Regions from separate parts of the Homo sapiens genome. Here region 1 is linked to region 2. Evidence: chromatin loops called from intact Hi-C (ENCODE). Cell type or tissue: heart left ventricle. All regions are shown on one strand. Each heading gives the region's core, and the rest is flanking DNA. Links, peaks and the distances in the headings are about the cores only. Region 1 overlaps SLC16A2 (solute carrier family 16 member 2). Region 2 overlaps RLIM (ring finger protein, LIM domain interacting).

The links. A loop is a pair of places that touch in the nucleus more often than their neighbours do. Peaks named below come from ENCODE experiments on the same cell type or tissue, not always from the same donor. Only the 100,000 strongest peaks of a DNase experiment are listed, where the experiment ranks them.
Region 1: a loop joins it to region 2, with 3 times the contacts of the local background. A loop is called at or near these places in 2 of 110 quality-filtered maps.

Annotation. Positions count from the first base shown.
Region 1 is chrX:74,517,005-74,525,344 of GRCh38, reverse strand. SLC16A2 (solute carrier family 16 member 2) reads right to left here. Exons shown (of 6, transcript NM_006517.5): 2 at 4,211-4,355; 3 at 536-986. Among named protein-coding and RNA genes, the nearest start is that of RLIM, 93 kb to the left of the region's middle. RefSeq lists an enhancer at 574-1,074. In heart left ventricle, for the core only: no CTCF peak of the experiment used is centred there; a DNase peak (open chromatin) is centred at 5,244; H3K27ac peaks cover 692 bases.
Region 2 is chrX:74,579,845-74,588,160 of GRCh38, reverse strand. It overlaps RLIM (ring finger protein, LIM domain interacting), which reads left to right. Exons shown (of 4, transcript NM_016120.4): 4 at 1-5,185. It also overlaps the pseudogene PABPC1P3. Among named protein-coding and RNA genes, the nearest start is that of RLIM, 31 kb to the left of the region's middle. In heart left ventricle, for the core only: no CTCF peak of the experiment used is centred there; no DNase peak of the experiment used is centred there.

The DNA.
Region 1 (8,340 bases), core at 305-8,304, 63 kb after region 2:
GAAGCCTGTGGAGGATAACAGCTGGACTACAACCAACAGTTCTGTAGTTGCATAAGTTTGGTGGATGGTGAGTTAAACAAAGCTGAATGGGTTTCTTTCCTACAATTTTTTTTAGTCCCTTTAAGAGATTACTACACATTATAAAGCTAGAGAGATCCAGTATATGTTACTTCCTAAACAAAATCATTTGACCACAAAGACCAGCATTCCACAGAATCCTGTCTTGGGTCACCCGGGCCAGTCTCCTGCATCCTGGCAATGCGTATCTCTTCAAAATCTATCTAAATTTTTACTGTGGGAGAAGCCATGGTCCATGGGCTTCCCCCTGTGGAATTGCCCCCATTTTCCACTAAGGTCTTCCCTCAACCTCTCTCTTTTTCCCTCTCTGGATCTCTCCAACCAATATTTTGTTTCTTTTCCCAAAGGTCCCAGCTCTGCCCTTTCAATGTCTCCCACCCCCACCCTCTGGAATCTAGGCAGGTTGAGGGTAGCTTCTTGGGGCCAGGTGGGGTGGGCCCACTCTGGTATTCCTCACCAGGTGTACATAGGGAACAAAGTAGCCAAGGGCAGCAGCAGCAATTCCGAAGGCCCAGATGCGGTAAGTGCGTTGGCGGAACACTCGCATGTTGAAGTACTTCCTGAGCTGAGCCAGAAAGCGCTGGTGCAGGGTGCGGACACCTCTCTTGCTTGGGGTGTCCTGGGAGCTGGGCAGGAGGGGCCGGTAGGTGAGTGAAAGCAGCATAAGAACAAACATGAAGGTACTCAGCACCTGGAAGGTTTGGGCCAGCTTGATCTTATCCCCCAGCATTCTGATGAGGAAGGGGAAGGACATGGAGAAAATGCTACTCCCAGCAGACACCACACCATTGGCCAGACCCAGGCGGCGTTGAAAGTAGTGGCCCAGGATGACGAGGGATGGCTGAAAGGCGAAGGAACAGCCACAACCAAAGAGAATCCCGTAGGTGAAGTAGCGCAGGCTTAGGGAGCTGTGGGAGAAATACCAAGAGCTGTCCTCAGCAGCCTGACCAGCAATCTACCTGCCCTCCCCTGTCAGCTTCCTGAGACTTCCATTCCTCCGCCCTTAACCCACAGCCCCACTTGCCACTGACCCTCAGAACAGACAAAGAAGAGGGCCTTCTGATCCCTGTGTTGCAGATGGGGAAGCAGAGGCTCAGCGAGGTAAAATAATTAGCCCAAGGTAACATAACTGGGAATCAGCAAAACTTGGACTTGAATCCAGGTCTGTGTGACTCTAGCATGACTCATAGCACCCCATCAAAGAGGACTGTTCAAAGGAAAGCCAGAACTAGCCCATGTAAAAGCTGGATGAGGGGCTACAGGGAGTCATTGTCTTAGAGAGACTAGCCTCACCTTACTATTGGTGGTGGCAAAGCTTTTATCCCAGGTAGCAACAAAGGTCTGCAAGAAGTCAAAATCCTGGAAGATTGAAACCTTCCATGGGACTCTTCAGTGTCTTTCTCCATGCTAAGGCCATTAATATTTCAGAGAATGGCTGATGTTCTTCTGAGACATACGCCCTCCCAAACCCTGCCCAAGGTCCACATATCCCAAGTCCCTTTACACTAGGCCCTGGACGATCTCAGCGGGAATCATTAGGTAAGGAGTCTCTTTAACTTTTAGAGTCCTGCCTTTGTTTCTGGATATGGTATAGATTTGTTCCCTAGAGTAGCCTGGCTCCTTGACAGGAAGTGGAGCCTCAAAGAATTTGTGGGCCTGGCCAAGTAAGACAGGTCCTGGCTTAAAACTCATAGGCCCTGCTGTGGACATAAGCCTCTGTAACATAAAGGGTCAGAAGGGGAAAGGCAATAGGAAGGTCAGCTTGGCCAGCCATATGCCCCCAGATAATATTGGCACAACCTAGTAAAGAATTTTGTTTTCTTTTTGATGCCTCAATATATTTTGCAATAGTTCTTATCTGGCCACTAAATTACCTAATACTCTTCTTGGTCAGGCAGTTCTTCTCTGGAGATAGACCCAGTCCTCATACTAAAGAACTGGGCCTAAGCTGCAGAGAAGATATGGTGCATGATTCTAAGATAGCTGTCATCACTATTGCTTTCCATCTGCTGGTATTCACTGGACGTGAGCAAGGATTTGGTTTTGAAAGGGTTGTCTCTGCTTGGAACACATAGCTAAGCCAACGGTTCCTCTTCTGTCAGGTTCCTTTGGGCCTGTGCCCATTAGATTCTAGGTACCCTATGGGATCGGCCTGGCTTGGGGGCCTTATCCAAGGGGCCTTGTGTTAGACCTTCAGGGAAGGGGCCAGTGGGGGAAAAACATAGGATTTGGTTTAGATCCATGTGGTGGATCTACTTCTAGCTGGGCCCCAGGGATGGATGCCCATTGTTTGGGTTTTCCAAAGCCCCACCAGCCCTGCCTGCATCCTGCCCCATTCCATGTCATTCGGAGGAACTCAGGGCCCTGATTGAGACAACAGGAAGGATGATTTGGAGCTCTAGCCATGAGAAGAACCATTTTTCCACTGGATGTGAAGCCATCCAGAAAGTTTCTTGGCTCTGAAGATCCTCTTACAGAAAGAACAAAGCGGGTAGAGAAGAAGGTTAGGGGCTAGAGAACAGAACGCCTACTCCAATGTGCCTACAGTAGCGTGCCAGAAGAAAACACCACATCTGAGCTCCTTCCCCTCCTGTAATTGAGCCCATGTGGATTGGAAGGGAAATGGAATCCATATGTTGCTAATCCGTTTACACTTTGCTCTGCTCGGTCTTAAAAAACAGACCTTTGCTGTATAGTGCTGAGACTGGAGCTGCTTTTGAAGCCTAGCTCCTCCCCACAAGGAGCCAGGCACCAGCTTGCTGGGGGTGAATGAGGCTGACCACCAGAGGGGTTCTGAAAAGGTTTGGAGCTGCTGCCCTGGGAGTGCTGAGTAGTTTCCAGGCAGGACACGGTTTTTCCCTTCTCTGTCCCAGTTGGACAGGACGAAGCCAAGAAATGACTGCAGGCCAAATCCAAGCTCTGCTGTAGGGTAGGCTGGGCAGCTGGAAATGCTCAAGTCATAAAGAAAGCTGGCTTACCTCACAGGGCCCAGTTAAGGCAAAACACAATTATCATTCTCTACTGTGAGTGGAACCTTAGGCCTAGAGAGCCATGACGCTTTTCTGGGTAACTAAGCTCAGAAAGCAAGTCTCTGACAAATTAGCTCTGACCTCATCCCAGACATGTCACCACGGCCATTTCTCATTTCTGTGTTTCCAGGCTGGCATTCCCCTACATCGGCCCAAGCAGATTGGAAGTAGGAGGTACCATAACTTCCAAAGTGTCTTTGGCAGAAAGTCAACAGAGTTCTTTAGGAATTCCATATTCCTCAGGCTGTGGTTAGGGTATTTATTCTCCCTTACCCTACACACATTCTTCTGCAGGGCTGGCAGAAAAGAAAGCAGAAAATGAACCTAGAGCCTGCTTCTCACCTGATACTGCCAAGTTCTGCCAGTGGAACCAGTGGGACTAGGGTTTCAGTTTAGCCCAGGCCTAGCTGGGTAGCTGGGTTCTGGGTTTGTATCTCAGTAAGGGATATTGCTAATCATCCTTCTGATGCCCATGATGTAAATCATTATCTGTCCCAAATCATCCATATGTCAGCAGCCTGAGCTATCTGGAAAAGAGTCAGAAATGCTAAACATCCTTGGGCTCAGTTGACCTCTTTTTTCAGCATAAGATTCCTTTGGGAATCCTGTGCTAGGTGTTCACATGGGCTCACTCGAGAAGCTCAATCTTGGGATGGAAAGTGAGGTTGTGAGATGTGTGGCACACTGAAGGGGAATCAAATAGCAGAGTTGAAAGAGATGTAAAAAGACCATATGGTCAAATCCCCTCATGTTACAGATATAGAAATTGAGGCACAGAGAGAACAATGGTACTCATCAATTGTTCCATTGCCATTCAGTGGCCAAAACCGGACTTGGGCCCAGCTCTACGAACTACCAGGCTTAGAGTACTCCTACCACTTTGGAACTCTTAGGTCCTCTCTGGGGATATTCCCTACCAATGTGTCCTGGGGACCCTACCCAGATGAATTCACTGGATTCTGAATCCAGGGTGCAGGATCTTTGAGGGCCCTACAGGGCCATGGCCACAGGGGATTCTGCAGTGAGAAAAGTAACCCTAGCTAAAGCCCAGAAAAAAACCAACCCTCAGCCTTGGGGAAATAACCACCAACTCTTAGCCTTACCTGGTGAAGGAGCTGGTATGGAGGCCAATGAAAGCAACGGCAGCCCCCGCGGTTGCTGTGATTCGGCAGCCCAAACGGTCAGTGAATATACTCACAATGGGAGAACAGAAGAAGATCATACCCATCGCGAGGGCTCCGACCCATGCTGCAGAGAAAACAAGTGCAAAGACACTTTAGCTTAGTGTAGTGCCTGGTGGTACTGCTGGTATCTCAGCTCTTCTTCTCTGGCCTTTCACAGGGGGCATTGCATTGGTCTGCATTGCCAGCTTGCTAGTCCCTGATGTTCAGAGAGTTTTGCAAGAAGAGACTAGATATAAAACAGGGGATTCTATCACTGCGGTAAGATTTGGACTAGTCAATATTTCAGGCCTTTCCAGGGATGCTAAGCCAGATCTATAGCCTTAGGTTCTAAGCCACTGGCTTCAGGGGCAAAAAACATTGGGGTTAAGCTTTCAGGAGCTAAGGTCAGGCTTGTCTCCAGCATTAGAAGAACCCTGTGAAGACGATAAGACTAAGGAGTAGAGAAGGCCACAGACAAAAGCCCCCTGGAATTGTACTAGGATACAAGGCAAGTTCATAGGCCACCTAAAGATTTCTAAGGACACTGTGCAAGAGTCATGTAACCCTCATGCTGAAATCCGTCATCAGAGCCCATGTTTGGCAAATTCCTGACTTCAAACTCAAGCAGATATTATCCTGTTTCTAAAGGCTCTTAAGTGTCTATAACAATCCTCACTAAGGAGGAAGGAACTTGCCCTTTTATTTAGATTCTTCCAGACTGTTTCCCTTTGCTCAGCCCTCAGAAGGAAAGTTCAAGCTTTTTTTTTTATTTCGTCTGAAGGCTGTTATCAAGTTTCATCTTGAGCCTCTCTTTTCTCCGCCAAATAATCTTCGTTTCCTTAACTTTTCCTCTTAGCTTTAATTTCTAACTCTGAAATTAATTTCAGAACTCTCCTTTGAACACTTCCAGCTCTTCATCATCATCATCAAAGAGTGACACATGAGCTAGGCACTGGGCCAACTTCTGGCTCTCTCCAATTGTGGAGCCCCAATGGGCCAAAGGAGCTCAGTCTGGGGCTAGTCAACTGGCTGTGTCTCTTACCTCAGTGCCAAATAGGTTGCTCAGCTCCCCATTGGGAATCTTTACTTTGTTGGAGCCTTACCCTGAGCCCTCTCTGCCTGGCTTCAAAAGTACTAGCCTGGGACAGCAGGAGACCTTAACTTTTTATCACAATTTCACCTCTTACCTTGCCATTTCATCTCCTATCAGCTGTGAGATCTTGAGAAGTCACACAGCATTTCTCTAATCCTCAGTTTTCTCATCTGTGAAATGGAGATTAAAATTTCTGCTTGTGCCTGCCTCAAACATTTCTTTTTCTTTTTCTTTCTTTCGTTTTTTTTTTGTTTTTTTTTTTTTTTGAGACACAGTCTTGCTTTGTCACCCAGGCTGGAATGCAATGGCCCGATCTTGCCTCACTGCAAGCTCCGCCTCCTGGGTTCACACCATTCTCCTGCCTCAGCCTCCTGAGTAGCTGGGACTACAGGTGCCTGCCACCACGCCCGGCTAATTTTTTTGTGTGTTTTTAGTAGAGACGGGGTTTCACTGTGTTAGCCAGGATGGTCTCGATCTCCTGACCTTGTGATCCGCTGATGATCAGGGCCAGGCGTGGTGGCTCACGCCTGTAATCCCAGCACTTTGGGAGGCCAGGGCAGGCAGATCACGAGGTCAGGAGATAGAGACCATCCTGGCTAACACAGTGAAACCCCGTCTCTACTCAAAATACAAAAAATTAGCTGGGTGTGGGGGCGGGCGCCTGTAGTTCCAGCTACTAGCGAGGCTGAGGCAGGAGAATCGCTTGAACCCAAGAGGCGGAGCTTGCAGTGAGCCGAGATCTCACCACTGCGCTCCAGGCTGGGTGACAGAGTGAGACTCCATCTAAAGAAAAAAAAAAAATCAGATAAAATTATATGTATAAGAAGAGAACTTTGTAAATATCAATAATCACATCATGTTTAAAAATCAATGCAAAATGGATCATAGACTTAATGTAAAACTTAAAACTATAAAACTTCTAGAAGAACATATAGGAGACAAATCTTCCTGGCCTTTGGTTAGGCAAAGATTTTGCAGATATTCACAAATCGTATGATCCATAAAAGAAAAGATTTGATATATTAGACTTGATCAAACTTGAAAACTTCTGCTTTTCAAAAATAGTTATGAAAATGAAAAGGCAAGCCATAGACAGAAAAATTTTGCAGCACACAAAATCTGACAATAGACCGGTATCCACCATACAAGAGTGAGTTGACTCTCATAACTCAATAATAAAGCAAACAATCTAACTTAAAATATGGGCAAAAGAATTGAACAGAGATTACACAATTACACATGTGCACATACATTTATGATATGAATAGTAATTAAGCATATAAAAAGATGCTCAACATCACTAATAAGTTGAGAAACGCATATTAAAACCACAATGAGATAGCCCTTACCAAGAAAGCCTTTTTTCTTTTCTTTTTCTTTTTTTTTTTTCTTGAGACAGAGTTTCATTCTGTCTCCAGGCTGAAGTGCAGAGGCGCAATCTTGGTTCACTGCCACCTCTGCCTCCCGGGTTCAAGCAACTCTTGTGCCTCAGCCTCCCGGGTAGCTGGGATTACAGGCGCACGCCACCATGCCTAATTTTTTGTATTTCTAGTAGAGATGGGGTTTCACCACGATGGCCAGGCTGGTCTCAAACTCCCGGCCTCAAATGATCCACCTGCCTCAGTCTCCCAAAGTGCTGGGATTATAGGCGTGAGCAATGGTGCCCAGCAAAGAAAGGTTTTTACAAAATGATAATACCTAATACTGGGAGGATATGGAGGAACTGGAAATGTAATACGCTGCTGGTGGCAATGCAAAACAGTACTCACTTTGGAAAACAGTTTGGCAGCCTCCTGTGAAGTTAGTCATACATTTACCATGATCCCGAAAACCCACTGCTAGATATTAACTCAAGATGAATGAAAACTTATGTTCACACAAAAACCTGAACCTAGATGATTACACTAGCTTTTTTTTTCATAATTGTGCAAATCTGGAAACAACCCAAATGTACTTCAACTGGTGAATGGATAAACAAATGAATACACATTAATACAATGGAATACAACACAGCAATAGACAGGAATGAACTACTGAAACTTGAACAATCTCAAAGGCGTTATGCTAAGTAAACGAAGCCAGACTCAAATTATTCCTTCCACTTACAGGAAATTCGAGAAAAGACAAAACTATGGGGACAGGAAAACAAATCAGTAGGTGGCAGGAGGAGGGATGAGGGAGACAATTGACTACAGAGGGACATGAAGAAACTTTTTGGGGGTAATGAAAATGTTATCAAGTTTCATCTTGAGTCTCTCTTTTCTAAGCTTTATATGTTACATATCTTGATGATGGTGGTATTCTTTTGTCAAAATTCATAGAACTGAGCATGTAAAAAAGGGTGAATATTACCATATGTAATTATATCTCAATAAATCTGATGTTATTTTTAAAGGTGGGGAGAAGGCGGGAAAGCAGAAAGTGCCAGTTCAAGATCTCATTTATGATATATGTATCTTTATTCTGGCCAGAGTAAAAAAGTAGCTCAGTTGTATTGTCAAAGAGAAAAAAAATAATTAAATTTAGCAAATCATCTTACTGACATTTTATAACTAGAACTGACCATTATTTGACCCTTCTGAATGTCTATGATATAATGAAAACTGATGATTATTCTTATAAGGAATTTTTTGTACAGTCAAAGAAACTTTAAATTATGTTTGATATAGCTTTTAAAAATTAATCTATTTCATTTAAAAAAAAATTTTTAATTGTGAAATAACTATAGATTCACAGGAAATAGCCAAGATAGTCCAGAGAGGTCCCATGAACTCTTCACCAAGTTTCCCCTTATGTAACTATAACATGATATCAAAACCAGAAAATTAGGAGTGGCACAATATGTGCATATAGTTCTGTATCATTTTATCATGGGTAGATTCCTGAAACCACCATTGTGATCAAGATACAGAACTATTCCATCACCACAAAGATCTCCTTTGTGTTACAGTCACACTCAGCCCACTCCCCCACGACC
Region 2 (8,316 bases), core at 1-8,000:
AAACAAAATTGAGCAAGTTAAGTTAAAAGTTTGCTGACTTTGTATCAACACTATAGAAGATGAGCCACCTTGTTAATTTGGAATATTTGCTCTGAAAAGAACATGTTAGTTACACCTTAATGGTGTTAATGGAGGTGGGGATTGAGAAAAGTGTTCACATTAGTGTTGGAATGTAGGTAATTGTACAGTTTATAAGACCTTTAGCACCAGGAAATAAAATATGTGTGTGTACACACACAGTTTTTAAAAACGATTGGAATTCATCCAAACCTTAAGATTAGGAAACTGATTGGCTGTAAGTGTTGCCTCAAGTAATGTGTCCCCCGCCCCATAACATGTCTTTTCTGTGCCAAGTATCCTCTCCTAGTGTCAGTGTCTCAAATTATATTTATGAAGGGTTATCACATAATATGCTTTGTATTTAACTACCTGCTTCCCAGGCGTCCATGACATGAAATGGGTGAAGCATCAGCCATGACTTTCGGTCAGTTCCCAAAATACCCAAATGATAGGGAGGTAAAGATTGCAAAATTCCTCTTAAAAGGCCATTTTTACAGCTTGCTAAAATACAGTGGCACCTTATGGTTGTTAATATTTTTTCTTTTAAAGATGGAGAATGTTTTTATTCTTCCCCTTTTCTCCTTTGTTCTTTTGCGAACAAAAAAAATTATAATCTGCCTTATTTGATTTTTTTTTTAAGTTTTACCTTACAGGCTTCCCTGTCACATGTTTTACCATATTAAGTACATAGAAGCCATGTTTGCAGGGCACTTTTATTCTCCTAGTCTTATAAGACTATGCTAATTGTTACTTTCTGAAGTATTCTGTACCTTAGTATGCAAGATTGTTAAGGCACATGTTAAAGTGTCAGGTGTGTTTTTTTCCCTTTAATTCTTCAGTATGTTTATATTCAATAACAGTATTGTAATTCATTGAGTTAACTAGTAAATTGTGTGCTTTTGAAAAAACATGAAAAATGTAAATTGACAGCATACTTCATTTGGAAAAAAGTAAAAGATCCGAGGAACTAGTATGTCACTTATTTATTTTTATTTTATTTTATTTTTTACTTTTTGAGACAGGGTCTTGCTCTGTCACCCAGGCTGGAGTGCAGTGGCATGGTCACAGCTCACTGCAGCCTTGACTTCCTGGGCTCAGGTGATTCTCCCACCTCAGCCTTCCAAGTAGCTGGGACTACAGGCATGCACCACATTGCCTGGCTAATTTTTTGTGGAGATGGGGTTTCGCCATGTTGTCCAGGCTGTTCTTGAACTCCTGGGCTCAGGCAATTTGCCTGCCTCATTCTCCCAAAGTGCTGGGATTATAGGCGTGAGCCACTGCGCCCAGCCTTACTTATTTTTAAATCAGATTTTTTAATCAACTAAAACAGCTATGAGTTAAGTACCTGCCCTGCAAAAATTTTTAGAAAAAGTTTTAGGATTATGAAATTAAGAATTATTTTCCTTAACTGGAACAGTTCTAAAATTTATCTGATACTTCTCTAACAAGTGAGTGATCTCATGTAACCCCAGTTTGTATCTTAAAGGCTGCAGCATAGAATTGAGCTGTATAACAGTGTTAGAACTGTCAAGTGATAATCACAGAACAGTTTGTATCGGTTTTATAATTCTCATGTCTTGATCAGATCTGAAGGAAATAGGCATACCCTCCAACATTCTAAAAATTATTTATTTTTATTAGGATTTGTTTATTAAAGTTCCACGAGCTGCTTTATGGTCAGTTGGGCTGAGTAGTAGATATCTTAAAGACATGCAGTGAAAGTGAACCCTGTCATATCATGGTGCCTCTTTCAAGGTTCCTCTGTAAGTTCCTCATCTTGCAGAATTATTTCAATACCAAGGTATGGTTGAACCAGCTGTCCAGCCTTAACTCTATTTAGTGCCCCATTACTAATGTTCTTTTAACTGGTTTGTATGTGTTTTAACTGTCCAGTGTTTGGATTTTACCTCTTGATAGCTCCATTTGTCCCTGGTGCTGCTTTTAAGGATGTAGGGCCATGTGATCAGGTATCAAGTTGAGTAGGTACGCAGTTGGCCTGGTGATGTATCTGTGCCTGTTTTATCTTCTCCCAGGAAGAGCTGCTTTGGTATAGTTGTTTACTTGGATTCATACAAAGAACAGGGCAGCAATCTTGGAAAGCTTTCTGAAGCTTATAAGAACCTGAAGGGGTTTGGAGGGGGAACAGTAACAAAGGCTGCCTTTATGTCTTTGGTCACAAAGCACATAGATGTATGTTCTGTAAAGACTAAAGTGATTGTTATACCAGGGCTTCCTGACCTTCGGGAGAGACTCAAAAAAGCAGAGAGGAGCACAAAGTGAAGTTAATTTGGTTGGCTTGCTTTATCTGGTTTCTCATTTTCTTTCAATTTAAACCTGAACATAACACCCTTCTCCGATACCTATCCAGCAGACTCCTGGTTGGGAAGCCCTGTATTAAATTTTGAGAATGTACACAGTTTTCTTTTGTACAGTGCTTTACAACTGCTAAAAGTTAACTTGTTTAAAGCAAAACAAGACCTTGAAAGGTCAATCATATTAAAGCTGGTTTGATTATTAATAGTTATCTTTTAGGAAGAAGCTTTTTTCCCTATGTAAGATGTCATACTGCAGATTTAAAATATAGACTATCAATAAAATGCATGAAGTGATCATTTGTGCTTGATCATCTCTCCTTGGGTTTTTCTTTAAAAAGGGGAATCTGCTATAAAGGTTCTGTTGCTTCAAACCAATGTCAAATAGACTTGATTTTTAGAGTCATGGAATTACAGTGCAACCTTGATTTTTATTCCCCTCACTGCTATGAGTGTGGGCAGGTACTGGTTTATATGTTATAACTTCCGTTTTATCTGTGTTGTGTAGTTGAATGGCTTAATCGTTGAGTGGTAAAATAAAAGATTATATTCCAATACAAGAATCCTGGAAAGATTTATGTGAATGACATTTTAAGTAGGCGCATCTTTGCTGTTTCTTGTATTCTCGCCATTGCTCTGACCACTCCCTTGCTTGCCCTGTATATATACAAAAACTTGTAGGTGTGCACGTGTGCTTGTACTTCTGTCTTCCATTTCTATCTTAATCTCTTAAACATATTGCTTAAGCCACTAAGATGTCCTTGTTTCAAGTAAATCGTCACATTGTGACACCTGGTGTATTGTATTATAGTTTCATTTCCTCTGGTGCCTGCAGAGCTATCTGTCATTGGCATCATAACTCGGTTTCTCAGGATAGTTTTGATGTAGTCAGCTCTTCAACTCATGACCTTCCCAAGGTTTTAAGTTTAGTGTCATTCATGATTTTATTATTTGAAACTCAATACCACCATCAAAAAGTTAGTGCTCTAGACAATGAAGCCAAAGCACAGGCATCTTAGGTCAGTGAAAAGGATCCAGACATAAATTAGCCAGGTGTGGTGGTACACAGCTGTGGTCCCAGCTACTTGGGAGGCTGAGGTGGTAGAATCACTTGAGCCCGGGAGGTCAAGGCTGCAGTGAGCCATGATCATGCTGATGCACTCCAGCCTGGGTTACAGAGCAAAACCTTGTCTCAAAAAAACCCCCAGATACCTAGAAGAAAGGATTCGATAAATCTGGGTGGATTATAAACTGAACTCTTAATGGTCATTTTAAAAAATAAGAAAGCAAGGGTCCAGTTTCTTTGAGGTCTTTGAATTTAGACAAGATTTAACTATAAGGCCTTGCATGGATTACTAACTATAATTAAATTAGCTAAACTTTTCTGGTTGCTGTCAGGCATTGTATTAAGTATTCTATATAAATTATTTAATCATCACAGTGACTGTGAGGTGAAAGTATACCACCCATTTTATAGGTAATGCAGCTGAGATACAGATGTTTGGTAATTTGCCCAGGTCACATAGTAAGTAGCAGATTATTTGCAATCATCTTTGATGCAGTCATCTTCCTTGTGCTCTTAATCCCACTACTATATGACTTCTAATTTGTTTCTTAGTATTTATCCCAAGCCCTAGACTAGATTGCTTATGAGGTGTGATTTCTTAGGAAAAACATCAGTTTTGGCTGGTTTGCCAAGAAAAAAAAAGGCCAAATTGGTTTTTGTTTATTTTTTTGTTTGTTTGAGATGGATTCTCGCCCTGTCGCCCAGGCTGGAGTGCAATGGTGCGATCTTGGCTCACTGCAACCTCTGCCTCTGGGTTCAAACGATTCTCCTGCCTCAGCCTCCCGAGTAGCTGGGATTACAGGCGCCCGCCACCACGCCCAGCTAATTTTTCTATTTTTAGTAGAGACAGGGTTTCACCATGTTGGCCAGGCTGGTCTTGAACCCCTGATCCCATGATCTGCCCGTCTCGGCCTCCCACAGTGGTGGTATTACAGGCGTGAGCCACCACGCCCGGCCGCAAATTGTTTTTTGTTTTTTTGTTTTTTGGAGGATTAATGGTAATATACTGTAAATTCAGTAAAGCACTGGGCATTACCAGATACACCTTAGCACTATGAATAACATGAACTATCATTTTAGCAGTTTAAGTGTACCTTGTAATCAGCCCTAGGGCAAACGGTATCAAGGTGTTTTATTTCCAGAAGTCTCAAAATAGACTGGAATAAAAATTTGGTGAATTCATCAACACAGACAATGGGTCCACGTCTTGCAGCTACAGCTGCTGCAGCTACTCCTGCTGTCCGCACCGTTCCACAGTATAAATATGCTGCGGGAGTTTGCAATCCTCAGCAACATCTTAATGCACAGCCACAAGTTACAGTGCAACAGCCTGCTATTCATGTACAAGGTCAGGAACCTTTGACTGTTTCCATGTTGGCATCTGCCCCTCAAGAGCAAAAGCAAATGTTGGGTGAATGGCTGTTTCCTCTTATTCAAGCCATGCACCCTACTCTTGCCGGTAAAATCACTGGCGTGTTGTTGGAGATTGATAATTCAGAACTTCTTCATATGCTCAAGTCTCCAGAGTCACTCCATTCTAAGGTTGATGAAGCTGTAGCTGTACTACAAGCCCACCAAGCTAAAGAGACTGCCCAGAAAGCAGTTAACAGTGCCACCGGTGTTCCAACTGTTTAAAATTGATCAGGGACCACGAAAAGAAACTTGTGCTTCACCAAAGAAAAATATCTAAACATCGAAAAACTTAAATATGGAAAAAAATATCAAAATATAAAAGAAGGAAACTGAACCGTATGTACCGAGCAAATGCCAGGTCTAGCAAACATAATGCTAGTCCTAGATTAATTGATTGAAAAACAAAAAACACAAAAAAAATAGTAAAATATAGAAACAAATTAGTGTTTTATAGACCCTGGGAAAAAGAATTTTCAGCAAAGTACAAAAATATAAAACATTCCTTTCTTTAATTTTGTAATTCTTTACTGTGGAATAGCTCAAAATGTCACTTCTGTTTTAAGTAACAGAATTAATAACTGAGCAAGGAAACGTAATTTGGATTATAAAATTCTTGCTTTAATAAAAATTCCTCTTTAACAGTGAAAACAAAAACAAAAATTGGGGAATTGTTAAATGGTCATCTCAGCCCCTTATTACGTGTGCTCTTGGCCCCAATTATGACAATTTGAAATATGAAATGACTAGAAAGATTCAAATTGCAGCTTTTTAAAAACTATGCCCTGCCGGGTGCAGTGGCTCACATCTGTAATCCCATCACTTTGGGAGGCCGAGGCAGGCAGACCACGAGGTCAAGAGATCGAGACCATCCTGGCCAGCATGGTGAAACCCCGCCTCTACTAAAAATACAAAAAGTAGCTGGATGTGGTGGCATGCGCCTGTAGTCCCAGCTACTCGGGAGGCTGAAGCAGGAAAATCGCTTGAACCTGGGAGGCGGAGGTTGCAGTGAGCCGAGATAGCGCCACTGCACTCCAGCCTGGTGACAGAGTGAGACTCCGTCTCAAACAAAAAATATATATATGTGTGTATATATATATATATGTATACGTGTGTGTGTATACACGTCTGTATATATACGTGTGTGTATATGTATATATATGCCAGCCAGCTTATTGGTATGCAAGAAAATGCACTTTAAGTTGCCTTGGGCAGCCATCAGCATTCCAAGAACTTTATTGCTGAGAAGATATTTGGAACTTGTTTAAATAGCTTTTAGAAACAACTTTATGAACCACTGCGAAAAGCAACCCTGTTTGATTTGTTCACACGCGGTAGGGTATGCCTGTAATCCCAGCTACTTGGGAGGCTGAGGCAGGAGAATCGCTTGAACCCAGGAGGCGGAGGTTGCAATGAGCTGAGATCATGCCACAGCACCCCAGCCTGGGAAACAGAGCAAGACTCTGTCTCAAAAACAAAAAATAGATAAAATAGTACCAAAACCTTAAGAAATGTACATACTGTAATTATCCATCTCCATTCAAATACGTTGTAACTGCTAGATCTAGTAGGTATTTGAGGAGTAAAAGTTCATGGGTGAATAAGGGCTCATCTGAATCTCATTTGTTTCCTCAGGAGATAAATGTGTATTCTGCTCCTACTATTAATACATCCTTGGCATTCTGCTGGTCTGTGGTTTCTCTTCCCTGTGTCTTAGGTAGGGTGGGGACCTGAAGTCTAAAATATCGCTGAGTTTCTCAGTGGACAGTGTTGGTGACTGTGGTGTACCTACTTTTTAAAATTCACAATTTGTCTTCTGTATGCACCAAATGCTCTAGAATAGCACTGTCCAGTAGAAATATAATGCATCACCACATATAATGTTAAATTTTCTAGCAGCCACATTACAAAAGGTAATGTGTAAAGATACTAATTTTAATAATGTTTTCATTTAACCCAGTAAATATTTAAACATGTAATCAATATAAAAATTTTTAGTGGGATATTTACATTTTTTTCATACTGAGTTTTCAAATTCTGGTGAGTATTTTACACCTATAATACATTTCAATTTGGACAAGGCACATTCCAAATGCTTAATAACCACAAGTGGCTAGTGACTACCATATTGAACAGTGCAGCTCTAGAACAATATGGAGGAATGTGATTAGGTAGGATGCAAATGGGGTTGACTTTTAAAAGTTCGCTTATGAATGTGCATAGGCACAACTTATCTGCTCAACTACACCACGCCAGAACTAAAGCCTCATTCTTTTAATTGTGCATCAAAGCTGTCCAAGCTTACAAAACTACCACCTTTCTCCTTCCCTTAAAAAAAATTATATTTTTTTGAGACAGAGTCTCACTCTTGCCCAGGCTGGCATGCAATGGTGTGATCTTGGCTCACTGCAACCTCCACCTCCTGGATTCAAGCAATCCTCCTGCTTCAGCCTCCCTAGTAGCTGGGACTACAGGCGTGTGCCACCACACTGGGCTAATTTTTGTATTTTTAGTAGAGACAGGGTGTCACCATGTTGGCCAGGCTGGACTCGGATTCCTGACTTCACGTAATCAACCCACCTTGGCTTCCTAAAGTTCTGGGATTACAGGCGTGAGCCACTGTGCCGGGTCCCCTTTTGCGGTTAAAAGAATACACTCCCAGCCTGGCGTGGTGGATCATGCCTGTAATCCCAGTACTTTGGGAGGCCGAGGCGGGTAGATCGTCTGAGGTCAGGAGTTTGAGACCAGCCTGGCCAGCATGGTGAAAATTCGTCTCTACTAAAGATACAAAAAAAAAAAAAAAAAATTAGCCGGGTGTGGTGGCGTGCACCTGTAATCCCAACTACTCGGGAAGCTGAGGCAGGAGAATTGCTTGAACCTGGGAGGCGGAGGGTACAGCAAGCGGAGACTGCGCCACTGTCCTCAAGCCTGGGCAACAGAGTGAGACTCCATCTCAAAAAAATAAATAAATACATACATACATACACTCCATACCAAAGTTTGAAATCTATTAAGAATTAGCAAAAGCGAAAGAACTTGGCTGGCTGAGGATCCTGTGATTAGAAGTTAGGAAAGCCCACCTCAACTGCAGCGTTATATAGCAGCCGATAAATAGCAGTTATATTTATTTATTGCAGGAATGAGCACCCAAACTTTTACATAGAGCTTCTCTTAGTTCAGTTCATAATATATGTTAAAATAATACAAATAAATAACTTCCAAGCAGTTCATCTGAAATAGCTGTATTTGAATATTCCTGGCATTTGTTAGGAACAGCTAACCTGGGTTTACCATCTGTTTCCACTTTGTAGTTAAGTATTAAGTGATAGCATATGTTTAAGTGAGTTTCAAGTTAGTTTTCTGGGGTGGAAGGAGAAAAGTTGACAATATGAGAATAAAGGCTACCAGATCAGAACGAAAGCAAGTATTTTCCAACACCAAGTCTCTAATGTCATTTCTGAAAGTGTG